2 separate regions of the Homo sapiens genome follow, and region 2 is linked to region 1. A link is a loop called in an ENCODE intact Hi-C map of the cell type or tissue named here. Cell type or tissue: ascending aorta. All regions are shown on one strand. Each heading gives the region's core, and the rest is flanking DNA. Links, peaks and the distances in the headings are about the cores only. Region 1 holds the start of LOC124903827 (translation initiation factor IF-2). Region 2 holds the start of MIR4251 (microRNA 4251).

Region 1 (8,318 bases), core at 151-8,150:
CCACTGCGGAGAGATGCTGACATAGCCGAGACCTCTCCTCCCCATCACGGCCTTCACTCGGGAGCACAGTCTGAGGCCAAACAGGCCCGGGCAGCGGCGGAGATTCCGGGACGCGGCTCCACCAGGGAGGCGGTGGGCAGCAGGGAGTAAAATGAGGATTAATGCCCGGAGCCGTCGGAGACAGTCACGCCAACTTCCTGTTTGCCCGGGGAGGACCGCAGCCACCCTGCGGTCACCGTTTGGGCTCCTCCGGTGAGCGTCATTTTTGGTCTTTGTTTAAATGTTTTACGGACTGATATGACCAGCCTCTCTGACGAGGCTGTTACAGCCCATTGGGCAGAGAGAAATGTCTGGGCATTTTTCAATGCGTTCCCCTTTCCCTGGGAGACCCAGCTACGGGAGCCATGGTGAAGTCTATTATGGAAATCCATAGTTGCTGTAATACCGGCTGCCAGGTCTGGATCAGATACAGGGATTCAACCATGTCACGGGCAAGAGCTCCCAGTCACATTCAGAGCCCGTTCCTCACGTATGCACCCCGTCATTTCCTCCCTCCGCTAAAACGTTGGCAGTGTCCTGCCTGCCACAGGTACTAGAGAAACGAATTTCATTTGAACTACCGAATTAAAAAGAGAGAGGCAGAGGCTCACAGCAGCAAAGAAAATTACATAACCCTCCTCTCTGGCAGCCTCCCTCCCTCTCTTCTGGGCCTTTCGAATGTGAAACAGGGCTGGGAACAGGCACCTCCGCGCCAGTGCAGAGAGGAGGCCCTGAGCCTCATGTCTAGAGCGGCGGGGGTTGGGGTGAGCTGTTGGTTGGATTCTGGCTTTCCTGCCATCTTAGACACCATGGTCCAGACCCCCAGGCGAGGGACCACTCCCCAGTGAGGACACAGAGTCTGTGTGGAGCTGCTGAGCCCCGACTCGCCACAGCGGGAGGCAGCCTGTACCACCCAGAGCTCGGGGACCCTGTCTCCCTCCAGGTGGGCCCCTAGCATGCATCCTGCAGCTGGAGAGGTCCTCTGCCCCCTGACATGCAGGTCTCGGAGCCCGGCACACAGGAATCCCACCACACCATGATTGACACAGGGGAAGATGAGAGGACGGATGGGAATGGAACTTGCAGAAGCCCCCAGCCCCCTGCAAGAACTAGGAGGCCTCTGATAAGAAAAAAAGTGGCACGTGCCAACAGCTGTTTCCACCCCAGGACAGAGGCAAGGACAGAGGAGACCCAGGGAGGCTGAGTGTGGGGAGGCAGTAGGGGAGGCATCCACTGCATGTGGCAGGGGCCAGAACAGATTCTGGCACCTGTGCCTCCTAGTTTGAAATGAGCAGCTAACAATCATTTCATGTTTTATTTCAGGGCTGAGCTCTAAGGCAGGGGTCAAAGTGGTTCTCCTGCTGCAGGCTAGGGGAGACCCCAGTGTGGTTTGGCTTTATGATGTGGCCCGGGCCCTGCCTACAGCAACGATACAGTGCTGGTGGTCCACGCACGGGGCCTGGCCTGTGAGCACCTGCAGCCTGCACACCCACCCTGCACAACACCCACAAAGGCTGAGGCTGAGGACTGACCAATCAGCTTCCCAAACAGGCCAAGGAGATAAAAACAAAACTCCCCATCTGACTGCCTGGCTGATTGGAGGAGACATTGTAAAGCACCCCAGCCTGGCTCCAGGACCCCAAATTCCAGGAAAAAGCACCTACTAAACACCCTGGTGGACCTTCCAGGTCCTTCTGTGCAGACACCCCTGCTGGAGGAACAGGTTCACACGAGTGCACACATCGCAGCACTTCAACCAAGTTCAAACTCACTTTTATTCTCCAAAGCGTCCTCACCTTTACCTGGTTTCACAAAGGGGAGAGTCCAGCAGCAGTGAGGGAGGGGGCCAGCAGCAAGCCCAGGCCAGCGTGGGGCTGGGGACCCTGGGAGAGTGGGACACACACACGATGCAGAGTTGGGGTGAACAGAGCCTGGGTTTCTGGGGCTGATGTGGGATGCTCCTGAGCTTGTGTCAGGGGGCAGGGCCCGGGCCCACGGGAGACCTCGCCAGCAGCCTCCAGGAGGCCCGTGGACCAGGACTTCATATTCGCCCCAAACATTCAGCTTTGTTATTCTTCTAAAGTGGGAAAGGAGACAAAGCTACTGATTTCCCAACTCCATAGCACACCACACAGAAAGCAAACCGCAGGCCTGGAGACCTGCCCTGTGGGGGTCACTTCAATGGGGACTGGCCCCAGAGCCAGAGGTTTGGGGAGAGCCAGCCAAGATGCAGACCAGCCCCTCTGAGAAGCAAGAAGGGGCTTCATACCCCGAGATGTGTGCTCTGTGGAGTTTCCTGTGTCCCCCCCAAAAACACCCACCATCACCCCATGTTTAAATTCCTTATAGAATATACATTTGGTGTCAGAGGAGAAAACCAAACCTAAGTAAATCCATCCAGGTAAGTCGGAAGGCTAAGGAGGGACAGGGAATAGTCCTTAGTGTGCCCAAGGAAGCCGAGCCGGTTTCTGGGAATAAACTAAGAAGCCCCGGTAAAGCCTGGAAAACCTCTCCTCGCACACCCATGCAAAGGCAGCCCTGGCCCCTGGCCTCCAGCTAAGCCTCCTGAGCCCTTTCCTTCCTGTTAATGCCCCCTGGCACTACCTGTGGGCGAGGAAGGAGACAGACACCCTCGGAGAAGCCCCAGGCTCCAGTGCTTCTGCCCGGGGACGCTGAGAGCAGACAGAGGCTGAGCCCATGTGTCCCTGCTCCTGCATGCCCTGACGCTTTCCCTGAGCCACTCCACGCAGGGGACCAGCCGGCGGCCACTAGCAAGGGCTTCAGTGGCACAACTCAGCTTCCTCAGAACACATCTCAGAAGCAGGAAAAGCAAACTCTTCCCTCATCTCCCCGCCCCAACAGATCCTCTGAGAGCCCCAGGTCCCCACCAGCCGGACAGGGAGCACGTATCCCACACCCTCCCTTCATCCAGCAGAGTCAGTGCAGACGTGGCCAGGGCTGCGGCAAAGACGTGGATCGCAACACACACGCACACCTGGACACACACACGTGCTTGGACACACCCCTTCACACACCCACGCTTGACAGAGCACGGGCTGGAGCTGCACAGTGTGCTGGGAAGCCTGTTATCCTGAGAGGAGCGCGGGGCTGGTGGGTTCCCTCACAGCAGGCTCAGAAAGCCGCTTTGCCAAGCAGGGCCTCGAGGTGGGCAGAGCAGAGGCTGCTCCTGGTTCTGCACATTTGAAGTGGGCACCCCACGCGTGGGGGGCTTGGCTCACTCTTGGTCAAGCCTAGTGCGTGACTCCTCCTCCCCCAGGAGGATGGTGGGCAGCAGCTGCTGAGGTTCTGCCGCCCTGGCCTCTGGGGTCCCCTCTGGCCCGAGGTGGATCGCAGATGAGCCTGTCGCCGCACCCACTGCTCCGCCTGACGAGTGGGGTTCAGGCCAGAATGAAAAAGGGACCCCTCCTCACCGGGTTCGTTTCAACACAGGCTCCACGGCCTCCACTCTGAGAGGTGCGTGTGCAGGTTCGGAAACGGCACCGCCATCAGCGCGGAAAACGCGCATGGGACGGCACAGAGCCTTATTCAGAGGAGATGAAATAGTCACTAGGACCCAGCCATGTTTTAAAATGATTATAAATTATTTTAACAGTGCATTTGCAAAGGGTTATAAAAACAGCCATAATATATTTTTTTCCTTAGATTCTAGAATTACCAGTGTGACAGCTAATGCAATAATGATTTGTTTCAAATGCCAGTGTTTAAGCTGTATAAAGCTGATTTTATACATTTTTCCAGTAGGCCGCATTGTAGTTAATGAAATTAAACACACCAATCGCATTTGTCCCCAGGGGACGAGGAACTGAACACACCACTGGTTTATTTTTTTATTAAAATAAATTGCAGCCGGCAAGATGGACTAATTGCATACAGAATTGAAAAAGAAACATTCCATTGATATAATTAAGCCAATTTTCATGGACAGAAATAGTTATAGTGGATATAAAATAAGCAAAACCTTCACCAGAATCTGACTTCCCTCCTTTTCTGCCCAAAATGTTAACTATTAAACAAATATGATCTTGGAGCGGCCAGCACTCCTATCTTCAGGCCTCGGGGCATTGTTCCCGCGTCTCAGGCTAGGCCGGCCAGGCGGGCCAGCCCAGGCACCTCCAGACCGTGGAGGATTTGATGGCAAAAGCCCAAGAGTGAAGTGGTCAGACCAGGGAGAGGCCACTCCTCCCCTGCTCTGGGCCCACCAAAGCTTGGGAGCACTCCTGGCCCAGGATGACCACCGTGGCCCTGGCTGCAGCCTAGGAGACACCCAGACTTCAGGAGCCGTGGCCCACGCCAGGCTGGACCAGGGATGTCAGCAGCCGGCCCCTTCCACCCTGCAGCTCAGACCAACAGGGCAGCAGCAGCTCCACCTCCCCCTGACTGCTGGGCGGTGGGTGGAGGCGGTGGGTGGTGGTTATTCCCCTCCAGATCTGAGGGGTGGCAAAGGGCAGGTCCTACACCTCCCGGGCCAACCTGAGCCTCCTGCATTTGCTCCGGATGAAGGCAGTGAGCGAGGGAGTGTGGAGGGTGCAGGCCAGGCCACCCGACCAAGGTTTCTGCTCCTCTGTGCCTGCCCTTGGGGACAGAACACCCACAGAAGGGGCAGGAGCTGTGGGGGACGGAGCCCAGCGGGAGTCCAGCCTGCAGGTGTGAGGTCACTTACACGCTGGACGCACGTGATGTCCTGCCTGCTTTTTAAGAACAGACCTGCTACAAGTTGAGCATTGGCCTTGAGAAAATGCTTAAACCCTGACACGCACACACACACGCGCACACACACACACACACAGAAAAAACCCTATGGAATTAACGGCAGCCTGTGGTGCTCTGTGGGGGAGGGGAATGCTACATAAGAAGCCCTGGAGGTCTTCATTCCACTGAATTTCACTGGAGCCTCAATCTGCTGTGTGCCCTCCCAAGAGTTCCTCCACCTCTCTGCGTCTGGGGTTTCTCACTCTCAAAAGTGGTGCCTGCTCGCCTGCACTCTGTCTTCCCAGGGTCAGTGAAGGGAGGAGGTGTCCTGTCCCCCAAGTGCACTAGGGAGCCCGGCCCGTCTCCCGAGGTTGCCGGCAGGGGCCGGGGCTGCGGATCAGACTGGGCAGGCGGGTCTACCCTGGAAAGCCAGACCCCCACCCTCTGCCTCCGTTTCTCTGCACCGTCTTCCCTCCCCCTACAGCCCCTACTTAAACCCAGGCGGCGCGCGCTCCCGCGTCTCTCGGGGCGCGGGTCGGGATGTCGCAGGGAACCCAGGCAAGCGGGGGGCCTGGCGCCCACGGTGTCCCGCACGAGGTCGAGGGTCGGCGGTTGGGGACGCGGAGGCCGCCCTCCTCCGCAAGGGAGGCCAGGAGGAGGGGACCCCGGGGTCCAAGCTGGGGCTCTAGAAGGGGAGAGCGCCGCTCCCGCTGGGCCAGGGTCGGGGCGCCAGGCTGCGCGGTGTGGACGCGGGCGCTGCTCCGCGGTAGTTGGCCGCGACTTTGTGCGCGGGGAGTGGGAAGTCGGCCGAGACTACCGGCCGGCCCGGGGTCCCCCAGGCCCCGCTCCCCGACCCGGCCCACGCCGTCTGCAGCCCTCGGTGGCTCGATTCTGAGCCCGCGGCCGCCGCTGCACCGCGGCGAGGCCCCAGCCAGCTGGCTTCGCTCGCGAAGTTTCCTTCCCGCACGGGGAAGTCGCCGGAGCTGCTCCTGGTCCTCCCGCGCCGGCGACGGGAGCTGCAGCTTCCAAGACTCGTTACACGGGTTTGATTCAAAACCTGATAAATTGTATTTAACGCTATTTGAAAATTTTAAACGAAATTATTCAAAAGATTTTTAATCCCGGATAATTTTTGTTGAAACTCTAATTATACATCACCTTAATTACCAGCCCAAGCCCCCCAAGGATCCCTAATTGCCTCCTAATTGAATAAAACAGGGGGCTAATCGGGCCCACAGCGGCCCAGCGAGCTGCCACCAGCCTCACCTCCCCTGAGGGGCCCGGTGGGGGGAGCCCCTGGCTGCTGGGTCCCCTTCACCCAGCCTCCCGGCAGAAATGGCAGACCTGGTCCCCTGCCCTGCGCACTGCCTACAGGAGGACTTGGGAGCCGAGGAAGCCTCGGGGCCAGGAGGGGCCAGGATGTCGGGCTGGCACCTGCTCTGGAAGAGCCGCTCACAGGACAAGGAGGACCCCCCGAGTGGGCGTCTGGTGGTTGGCGAGCCAGGCATGGCCGGTGCCTGTCCCCAAGGAGCCCACCCAGCAGTTGCTCCACAAGCCAGCTTGGCAAGCCCCTCCTGCCAGCTTCCGAGCCATGGCACACCTGCGCAGCCAGGGGCTGAGGGAGGGGGCCTGTGGGTGACACACAGTCCACTGCCGTGGGGCACCAAGCCCTGGCGGCCAGCCCCGCACTCCACCCCTCCACCGCAGCCTCTGTGTTTTCGTCCGAAGCGGGGCAAGACGCTGGATTCCCGCCGGACGTCCTGGCGCTGCTGCCCTAACCGGCCTTCAGAGGGAAGGCTGCCGTCCTGGCTCTGGGGAGGGGACTGGTGGACGGGGCCAACTGCCCCAGGGAGGGTGGGAGAAGGGAGGGCCCAGCCAGCCTGGCCTGTTTCTACGAAGAAGGAAGGAGGCTGTGAACTGGGCCGCCAGCCCCGCTTACCTCTACCCTGTCTCCAGCACACCTTCCACACGCATCACCCTCAAACACGAGCAAGACACACACAGTCCCCATCTAGTGGGGGCTGCAGCTCCCCCACCCCAGGGGCTAGATGGGACTTGTGGAGAGGACACTCCCCCAGCCCTGGGGTATGTGGCATCTAGGACATGGGGTCTGCCACCTAGGTGGGGATCAGGCCTCAAGGAGCAGCTCTGATGGGGGTGCCGACTGGCACATCCTCCTCCTGCACAGAGGCCCCCAGCTGTGCTATGAGGGCGATGGTGATCCAGAGAGCACCTTGGTGGTGCTAACCCCCCACCTGCCCACCTGGCTCACAACAGCCCTGGAAACAATAAGCTTTTGTTAAGCATTGAGTTTGTAAATGTGGGGCTGCAGCAGCCCCTACCCCACCGGCCCTACCGCCCTGGCTTCAGTAGGGGGGACCCTGTCCCTGAACTGTCCTCACTCTGTTCCTGGCCCCCAGGCTCAGGTGGAGGAGGCTGTAGGTTTCCCATCAGCTGAGCCACAGCCCCGGCTTGGGTGCCCCAGTGGCCACCTCTGTCCTTGGAAAGCTCAGCTGGAAGCCCGGGTCACCCCCGGAGCCGCCACCATTTGGCCCTTCACAAGACCCAATCCAGAGGACTAACCCACCTGAACTGAGGCTTGGAGTGGGGTCTCCAGGGAAACACAAACGAAATTACACCTCCAGATGCACACTCGGCGGTGGCCCCCGAAATGCTGGGTCATGGGGTCACCTCCACTGGCCTGGTTGCTGTTCTGTGCCCAGCCTGAATACCAACCTGGTAACCATGACCTTGCCCCTGCCCAACCCCACAGTCCCCTGACCTGGTCAGCATTGTGGGGAGGGGAGGACCTGCTGGCTGGAGTGCTGGCCCTACCGCCTCTGACTCGGGTAATGGACTATGGTCCCCGGGGAAGTTCACATCTGCTTAAAATATCGCCTGATGAAATGAAATTCTTCAGCGGATCCTGCCTTCTTGCTCAGGGCAGGCAGTGTGATCCTGAACCTGCCTCAGCCACCTTGGGGGGCCTGGGACAAGCGGTCCCAGCTGTGGAGCCTGGAAGGAGGGGTTCCCAGCGCTCGGCCAAGTGTGGACAGAGGGCCGAGGCCTGGCAGTCACCTCTCATGGGGTTTTTCCTCACTAAAGACTCTCGGGAAAAGGAAGCCAGCGCTCGGCGCTCCCGCTGGGCCCGGCTCTCCGGCCTCCTGGCCAGATGGCTGCCAGGCACCACTTCTGGTCCTGAGCGGACCCGGTCCCGGGCCACCTTCCCCACCTGGCAGAGGTGGAGCCGGCGGAGAGCTGGGGCCTCTCGGAAGTTTCCAGGGCCGCGCGGGTGCGCCGAGTCCGCCTCTCGCTTGCAGCGAAGGCCCCGGCGTCAGCGCGGCCGGTTTCCCCTTTCTCGTTCCAGCTTAGGGCCCATCCTGGGCGAGGGCCTGACCTGGCGGCCCACACGCAGCCCGGTGGTCCCGACTCTGAGCAGGCCCGCGGTGCACACACAGAACCGAACCCGAACACGCACACGCACACCCCACGCGCGGAGGGCCCGCAACGCCGCGCACAGACAGCCCCTTCGCGTCGGCGGCGAAACGCCCGGTCTTGTTCGCACCAAG
Region 2 (8,318 bases), core at 29-8,028, 50 kb before region 1:
TGAGGGCCGAACAGTTCCAGCTCCCAGCAGGGCACTCACTGGGCTGTGGATAGCTGTCCACTCTTCAGGCTACGCCCAAGGATTCCAGTAAGGGAACCAGAGCCATTGGAGCGTTGCCACCACCGGAAAACAGCCACCGACCCGGGTGGGATGGTCTCCAGTAGCATGGTGGGATGGTCTCCAGTAGCATGGTGGGAGGAACAGGGCAGTCCACAGAGGGCTGGACGCTTCCTTCCACAGCTCACCGGCCGGTCACCGTGGCCGATCACCCTCTGGGTTCCCGAGTGAGAGTCCTCGGCCCTCATGCCCTGAGCCTGCAGGTCACCATTGTGGGAGAAAATGGAGCCACTGTGGAGCCACCCCAGGGTCCTGGGTGCGGAGCCATGCGGAGGGAGGGTTTTCAATGCCCTGCTACTGTGACCTGCGTTTCCCAAAGCCGTGCATGGGATGTCGTGATCAGAAAAAGGCAGGACAGAAGCAACCCCCGAATACTATAAATGCCACTTTAACTGGGATAAAATAGGAAATCAAAGTTGATCTGACGACCCCAGACTTTCTAGGACAAGGCACCCAGTGTTGAAAGTGAGCAGCAGATTCCCACGGCTGCCTCTTGGCCCCGTCAAACGTGAGGTCTTTGTTTCCCTCTCAGAAGAGAGATCACGGGTCTGTCATCACAGGGCATGGGTACGGAACCAGACCCAGATCTAGTCTTCAATTTCCGAACACTCAGAATGACTGTCTCTCTCCAGTGAGAGGCGGAGTTGATCCCTCCACAGCGGGGCTGACGGGGGAGGGGAGGAGATTTTCATACAAGTGCCCTCTGAAGTGGATGGAAGCACGTTGGCCCTTTTCTCAGGAATTGGCCACTAAGGAAAAAAGCTGGAGGACGTGTTCCCAGATGCCAGAAGGCTGACCAGAGGCGGGAGCCCCTCCTCCATGGCCACAGCACCCAGGCTTCTGTTCCAGGAAGCCAGGCCCCTTGATGGGCAGCCAAGCGCCTGCAGCCTCCCCGAACCCAGGGCTCATGGCCTGCCCGCCTCCCACTGTCCCCCCACACCATGGGGACGCTCTGCCTTTATGGGGCAGGCCTCAGGCCTTCACACTCACCCTAGGCAAACCGGCCTCTCGCTCAGAGATTCAGGCCGGGCCTCTGCACCGCAAGGGGGACATGGCCCAGGGGGGTCCCTCTCAACCCTCGTCCTACTGTCCTGGGCACTGGGGAAAGCAGTGGCCCTGAGCATCTGTATCAGTTTACAGGCAGAATGGATCTGCTTAGCAGCCAGTCTTCCAAAATGAAACCAGAAACCAGGTCTAATCATTTGAGCTCGATAAAGATTCCCCAAGTGCCCGGGGAAGCTAGGCTGTGGCTCGCTGGTAACTGGTTTGCTTTCTCTCCAGACACACAGATCGTGCAAGCAATAAAATGAAATACGTTGGCTGCACCCACAATGTGAAGGGGTGGGGGATCTATCTCACGAGGGCATCGTCTGGGTAAGATGATATCAGATGTAGCAAACAAGAAAAGCAAGGTTCCAGAAACCAACATATATCAGCTTTTGGCAAAGCCTGCGCACCGCCGTTATGCATTTTAAATAACTCGATGCCAAATCGTAACAGGCTGTCCTTGCCAGAAACCATGAGAGGTCAAGCGAGGATCGCAGAAGAGTGCAAAGATTTGTCTTTAGAAAGCACAGTGCTGAAATCTATTTTGAGTTTTGCAAAACAAGAGACCGTCTGGGCCTCTCTCTCTTTTCCTTGGCCTTTCCCTTTTCATTTTAAAACTAACATCTAAGTCTCGTCCCCACTGCAGGCCTCCAGCTCGGGGCCCAGGCTGGGCTGAGCCAGAGTGTGAGGACAGGACCCTAGCAATTGTGTCCGGGGCCGATGGTGGTCCTGCCCTGCTCCCAGGCTCGAGGGGCCTCCCAGCTGAGTCCAGAGTAAGCTCTCGATCCCCTAAAGTTTGCCGGAACAGACAGCGGGCCCGGGCCTGACACCAGAGCAACCATGCCCCATCTACAACGCTTCTGCACAGAATCAGAAGCCCTTCTGGAATCTTCCTGTCTCTGCCTTTTCGAGGTGCTGTGACCATCACTGGCGATGGGCACCTCATTGTCCCAGGCCCAGTGGGGAGCCCACCTCCAGGACTGGTTCCTGTCTACTCCTCCCTCACTCCAGAAGCACCAGCCCTACAGGGCAGGGTCCCTGACAGAGCCCAGGGCTGGAGGCTCCTGGTCCAGTCCCCAGCCCTCTGCCCACCACAGAGCTCAAGCACGGTAGGCCACTGCTTGGGATTGGGTACAGGCCCCTGGGTTTTCAAAGCTCATCTAGGGATTCCAGGAACCGCAGCAGGGTCTGGGTCCACCTGATCTGACCTGACTGTCCCTCGTTGAGGGCTGTCTGGACCCCAGGTGCTGCCTGCAGGTAGCCAGGCCTGTCCCTTCCTGCGCACCTGCAGCCAGCTCCTCCGGCCTTGCCCTGTCCACCTGAGCAGTGGACTGAGCCCCCGGGGGCATGGGAGAGACCTGGGGAGGAGGATGCCATTGGCACCTGTGGCCAGGGCTGGCCTGGGGCCAGACTGGCCGACACTGTTCCCAGGCACAGCCAGGCTGGCCGCGTGCGGCGGCGGCGAGAGCTGCGGGGACCGACTGTGCCTCTGCAAGCCCAGGGGAGCTGGGCCGGGAAGAGCGGCCAGCGGCGCCCGGGCCCACAATGGCCCCTTTCTCCCCGCGTTTATTGAGACAGTTCGGTTTGGAATATTTAAACAGTTGTATATTCACAGATTGCAAGAGGGAGAGGATTACCTAAGGACGAGCCAGCCCGATCAATGCATAATCAGATAACTGCCCGGGCTCTCTACAAGGTTTCACAGGAAGATCCGCCACTCAAACGCTAATTCCTCTTGCTAATTAAGCAGCCTGTTAATTGCTCTCGGGCCTCTAATGCCCCTGTCATTATGCCTGTAACAGCCCCGTGACAGCAATGGGCCTGGAGCTGGGGCCCACAAAGGAGCCGGTCCTTAATGAATCGGGCCAGTGCAGGGACCTGCACCCTTGGCCGCGCCTCGCCTGTGCCGCGCTCCGCTCCGAGGGGCCAGGCGTAGTGGGGTCAGTGCCCCCCGCGCAGACCAAACTCGTTACAAATGGCCCAACCTGCCGTGACCGACAGCAAACACGGCTGAGCTCCTGGGAGAGCCACTGAGGGATGTTTTCCTTTCTTCCCTTAAAAAATTAAAAGCGGAGCCCGGTCCAGGGACCTGCACAGCCGCTCCCCTAACTCATTGCTCCTCCAGAGCCTTGGCGAGCGCCAGGCAGGGCCGGTCCCCCCAGAGGCCTGTGCTTCAGAGCGTGTGTCCCGCTGAGCCGGCGACTCTGCCCTTCCGAACAGCCCAGCAGCCGCTGAGTGGGGGGCCTCAGTTTCCCCATGTGCCCTGGCGATGACAGTGGCTACTCTGGGGGGTCAGAGGAGACCTGGGCTGAACAGAGGCCCACTTCCAGAAAGGACAGGAGGACCGTCCTCTTTGCCCATCCAATCAGCGGGCACTGGGCTGGCCTCCTCTGGCCAGCTCTGAGGCCTCTCCAGCCCAGAGCCCAGGGGCTGGGCCGTCCGCTAAGAAAGCAGCCTCAGCCGGAGTGATTCACGGATGCGGGAAGCGCGCTGGCTGAGGAAGCCCAGCATTCTCAAGGAGGTGCAGCTGCGGGGTGCGCACATGGTCAGCCTTTGGCTGGTGACTGTGCCTTAGCGAGGCAGAAATGTCAGAGCTTTAGGCAAAGAGAAACTCGCCAGAACTGTAGTTGGTTTGGGTCAGCTGATCAGGTTTTCCCAGAGACATGCAAAGAGCCCAGAGAGCCCCAGGGGGCTCCTGCGGAGCTGACAGGAACCTGAACATTGCGGGAGCTGGAACCCAGGACACACAGGGGCCACACTGCAGCTGCTCGCTTCCAGTACCCCTGAGACCTGGGGCCCCTTCTCCAGCCTACTTCCCACAGGGCTGCCCGGATGGGAGCAGGGAGGGGGCTGTGGATTGAGGCCTGGCCCTGGAGCTGGCATGTTCCCACCCTGACCCCTCACATCAGCCACCAAGGGCATAGAGGTCCCCCCATCCTGCTGGGGCCCACCTTAGGTGGAGGGGGGCTTCGAGGGGCTGTCACCAGGCTGAGTAGGGATGCAAGCCCAGATACACCTGACCCCCGGCCCTCATTCTTCCTTCCGCTCCAAGGCCTGGCAGGACCGCAGATGTGGCTCCACACACCAGGCCTGGGACATGGCAGGTGGCTCTCTCCCAAATGGAAGGGTCAGGGTTGGCCAAAGGACCAAGCTGATCCTAGCATTGGTGCTATAGTGGTAAGCATCGCTGCCTTCCAAAAGGCCAAGCTGGGGCTGTCACCTCTGTCCTGTCCATGATCAGTTCCTGGACAGTGGGTCATGTTTAGAGGCCACGGGAGCAGAGGTTCCTGGCTGAAAGACATAGGTCAGCCCAGCCAGGCCAAGAACCACTCAGGGAAACCAGTCAGAGTTCAGAAGAGCTCTCTGCAAAACAGGAGACTGTCTGGGCCTCTCTCTCCCTCTTTTCCTTGGCCTTTCCCTTTTCATTTTAAAATTAACATCTAAGTCTTGTCCCCACTGCCGGCCTCCAGCTCAGGGCCCAGGCTGGGCTGAGCCAGGGTACGAGGACAGGACCCCCAGGACTCCAGGAGCCACTGTGGCCAGCTCCACGGCCCTGTCCACCTCCACCGGCCCTGCCCTCCTAAGCACCCGGGTCCCAGCAGTTCTTGGGGGTTCTCACGGGTGGGGGCACATCTAACATGGGGTCCCAAAGGCAGCGTCAGAGAGAGAAGTCATTCCACACAAAGCCTGGGAGAAGGAGACGACTCGGACGCCCACCATACGGCGTGGGGTGCGCATCTGGGACGCTGACTGCAGCTGAGCTGCCCCACCCGAGCCCAGGTGCTCGGAGACAGGGCCTCATTTAACCTTGACAAGGACACAAGTCTCTGTCTTGTCCCCAGTTGAGGAGAGGCCAACTGCCTTGCCCCAGACCCCGCAGCTCATCCACTCGGAGCTCGGACTTGATGTCTCGCCACTGGGGCAATGCCCTGGGGCACCCCGTGAGCACCCTGCTTCTCGGGCCACCGGGAGGCAAATGAGAAGAAAAAGATGTTGCCACCCTCACAGCCGCATCTCCTGAGTCCAGCTTCACGCCAGCTTGGCCTTTGGATGCCAAGGAAGGGGGCATGGGATGGGCTGCCCCCCCTCCCAGTTCCAGCAGCACCTGCTGCACTGGAGAAGACTCTGGGCCCCCCTCACTGGGGAGTGGGACTCTGCAATCTGTGCTGAAAGGGTGAACCAGGTGGGGCAGGTGTTTATGTAGCCGAATGGCTGCCCCCTCCTCCAGGAAGGCCGCAGGCTCCACATAGCTGCTGGCAGACACCCTTCACCCGTGCCTGGGCATTGATCTCAGCCACCCACACCCCCCTCTGCACGGGTGCCACACTTGGGGGTTGATAAATTTGTCAGACGCCTGGAGATACATTGCTTTGAACCCCTCAGCCCAGGACTGTCACCTGTTAGGGTCCTGTCGGCTTTCCTGAGGGCCTCTCTGCCATGGAGACAGACACGTTCCTGGGAACCTGATACCAAGGCATCCTGCAGCCCCTGTCCCCTGTGCAAGGGTTTGGCTTTGCCATGATGGCAGAAGAGGGGAGCGCCGAAGGCTTGGGCCTGCTGTCCCATGTATGAGGTGCAAGCACACAGCCGACACAGCAACCACGCATCCAGCCCTCGGGCTCTTCACTTTACACCGAAGAACACTGACTTCTCATCCAGGACCTGGTGAAATCAAGGAGGTTTCTTCCCACCCACCTTGGCCCCTTGCACACCGCTGCCCTGAGCACCAAGACCCCCTGAGCCGTCCCCCAGGCCTCGGGCTCCCGTGCAAGCGCTCCGCCTCTTGCCCTTCCCGCGCTCCAGTCCTGGTTTGAATTTGCAAAGCTGGGGCTGGTTCTCATTCCCAGCCGCCGCCTCCCTAGAGCCCTACAGGAAGATTCAACCTGTTCAAAGTAGAAATAAAATAAAATAAAATACAACAGCATCTCCCACCCCTTATTAAATTAAGCATTCTGGCCAGTTAGTGAAACCCTAAATTTGATTTCCTTTCCTGGGCTGTTTTTAGTGTGGGGGCAGCACGGAGGGGGGGAATGTCTGGAAGGAGGGCAGGGCTGCGGTATTTGCTGAGTCGAGACGGTTCATTTTTTCCACTCGTATAATGATCCTTTCTTCCTCTTGCGGGCACTTGAGTTTTGTTTGTTCTGCTGAAGGCTTAAACTTCTCCACGCGGCCACTCGCAGCCCCCAGGTGGGCCCCAGGGGAGGCCGGCCACCTTCAAGGGGTCCATTTGCTTCTGGGACAGAGCTTTGAAGAGACATTGCTTCAGGTTTGTGACAGACTCAAAGCCTCTGATGGGATTTGCAGAGACTTGCTGTTTCCGGGATCTGCCATTCCGGGGGCTCCTCACCCCCAGGAGCTGTGTTTGAATGTTTGAGGGACATGACAGAGCAGCAACCGGACAGAGGAGGGGATCTGCAGAGAGCGTCGAGGGCCCAGCATCTCAAGGGTCGATTAGAAATTGTTAGAAGGGGCACTCGGTTTTTCCCAGCACTGCACGGGAGGCCGGGAGGAGTGCGCAGGCGGAAGCTTCCAGCAGGCAGTCCTGTGCCACACAGCCCGGCTGTCTGTGTCCAGGCCATGGCTGGACGTGTCCGCCTGACCTCCACAGACACCGTGCGCAGGAAAGGGGCTCGCGGTGAGGCTGGCTCCCCTAATCAGATCCATACTCCGCCGGGTGCGCGTTTCATAGAAAAGATCTGGCGATACCAACCGCCCGCGCCTGCCACTCTGGTCCAACTGAAAGGCCTTTGTTCGGGGAGATTAGAGCGGGATTTGCTTTCCTTTTTCAAGATGTTTCACTCACTACATCACCCAGGGTACTGACGGGGCTGCAGCCCTTCTTCCTCCACTTCCCGCCAGGGCCACACATTCCGGGGTCCCCAGCCGCCTGGGGAGGGGGTGCTGGCAGGAGGGAGGCCTGGCCGGCCCCGCAGAGAAGGGCCTGCAGCGCGCAGCCGAGGTGGAGGGCCGCTGTCCCCCAAGGCTGTCGGCGGCACTTGGCCCTGCCCCGGATCCCCTAATCAGCTGGTTCCCTGTCCTCCCCTTCCTCGGCACAGCCTCACATCTGTTTCTCGGCATTCGGAAGCCCATTCATTTCTCACCACCGCCCTTTGCCCCGCACTTCCAGGCCAGGCCCAGGCCGGGAGACACTAGCGGCCTTGCAGGAGGCAGGCGACGTTCGGAGTCTCCACAGAAACGGTTTGCTCCAGCTGGGGGCCTCTGGGCTACCTGGCTTGTCCTCACTGTGTTTTGTTTTCATCAGGAGCTGATCTTTTCTGAGCCCGGTCCTGAAAACAGCTCCAGGTTGCTTTCCTCCAGGACAGGCTTTTAAAATAAAAGCTGTTTTTAAAAACAAATAATGTCATTCTCCCGTTTGTGCCCTGCCCCCAAACCAGGGCCATTTTCAGGGGCAGATTGCTAGGACCGGAGGCACCGCAGCCCCGGGTCCTGCTGGGAGGGTGGGCTCCTGGGGCAGGCTCCGTCCTGACCAGGCCAGCTGATCTTACGCAGCTCGGGGGCCAGGCCTGATCCTGTGACCTGCGGGCTCCGTGACGGGCAAGCTGTCCTCTGGCCTCAGCCTCCGCTGACTCCTCAGCCCTGCCTCCAAGCCGGGCCCTAACTAAAGCATTTTCCTACACGACAGAAAGAAAGGGGGAGAAACCACACGCTCACCTTGTCCCAGCACAAGATTCTAACATGCTCACAAGTCAATCATATCCTGTTTCCAATCCAAACCCAAACATGTGAAGGTCCCTCAGACATTCAGACACAGCTCCTGAAGGTGAGGAGCCCCTGGAATGGCAGATCCCGGAGAGAACAAGTCTCTGCAAATCCCTGCAGAAGCGGAAAGGGGCTTCTAATGGTTCTTTCTGGGGCCGGCAGCCTCCTTGCACTCTTGGCCAGGGCTCGGCCCTGCCATCCGGGTCCCCAGACTCTGCCTGGCTGGGGTCACTCCCACGAGGCCCACCGCTTCCAGACCCTCTCCTCACCGACTATCCACCCTGCCTTTCACTGCGAAAGGTGTCAGAAGCTCCAGCGCAGAGACGCAAGGGCAGGCATCCTCCCGCTCCCAGGGGGCTGCCGGGGACAGGGGCAGGGACAGAGGGGTGGGGGTCTCCCGAGTTCCTTTCTGGCTGCCTGGGTTTCTCTTTCTC

What was found. Hi-C counts contacts between places; a loop is a spot of excess contacts. Peaks named below come from ENCODE experiments on the same cell type or tissue, not always from the same donor. Only the 100,000 strongest peaks of a DNase experiment are listed, where the experiment ranks them.
Region 2: a loop joins it to region 1, with 4 times the contacts of the local background. A loop is called at or near these places in 15 of 110 quality-filtered maps.

Annotation. Positions count from the first base shown.
Region 1 is chr1:3,070,940-3,079,257 of GRCh38, reverse strand. All of the region lies in intron 1 of PRDM16 (PR/SET domain 16), which reads right to left. LOC124903827 (translation initiation factor IF-2) reads left to right here and starts at 3,696. Exons shown (of 5, transcript XM_047436614.1): 1 at 3,696-8,318. The coding sequence starts at 7,395. RefSeq lists an enhancer at 5,731-6,579. In ascending aorta, for the core only: no CTCF peak of the experiment used is centred there; DNase peaks (open chromatin) are centred at 545, 4,682 and 6,525; H3K4me3 peaks cover 7,452 bases; H3K27ac peaks cover 8,000 bases.
Region 2 is chr1:3,120,548-3,128,865 of GRCh38, reverse strand. The region is part of intron 1 of PRDM16 (PR/SET domain 16); the gene reads right to left. MIR4251 (microRNA 4251) reads right to left here and starts at 891; the gene lies at 831-891. RefSeq lists enhancers at 1-627, 2,071-2,681, 3,294-3,905. In ascending aorta, for the core only: no CTCF peak of the experiment used is centred there; DNase peaks (open chromatin) are centred at 85, 855 and 3,645; H3K4me3 peaks cover 3,882 bases; H3K27ac peaks cover 8,000 bases.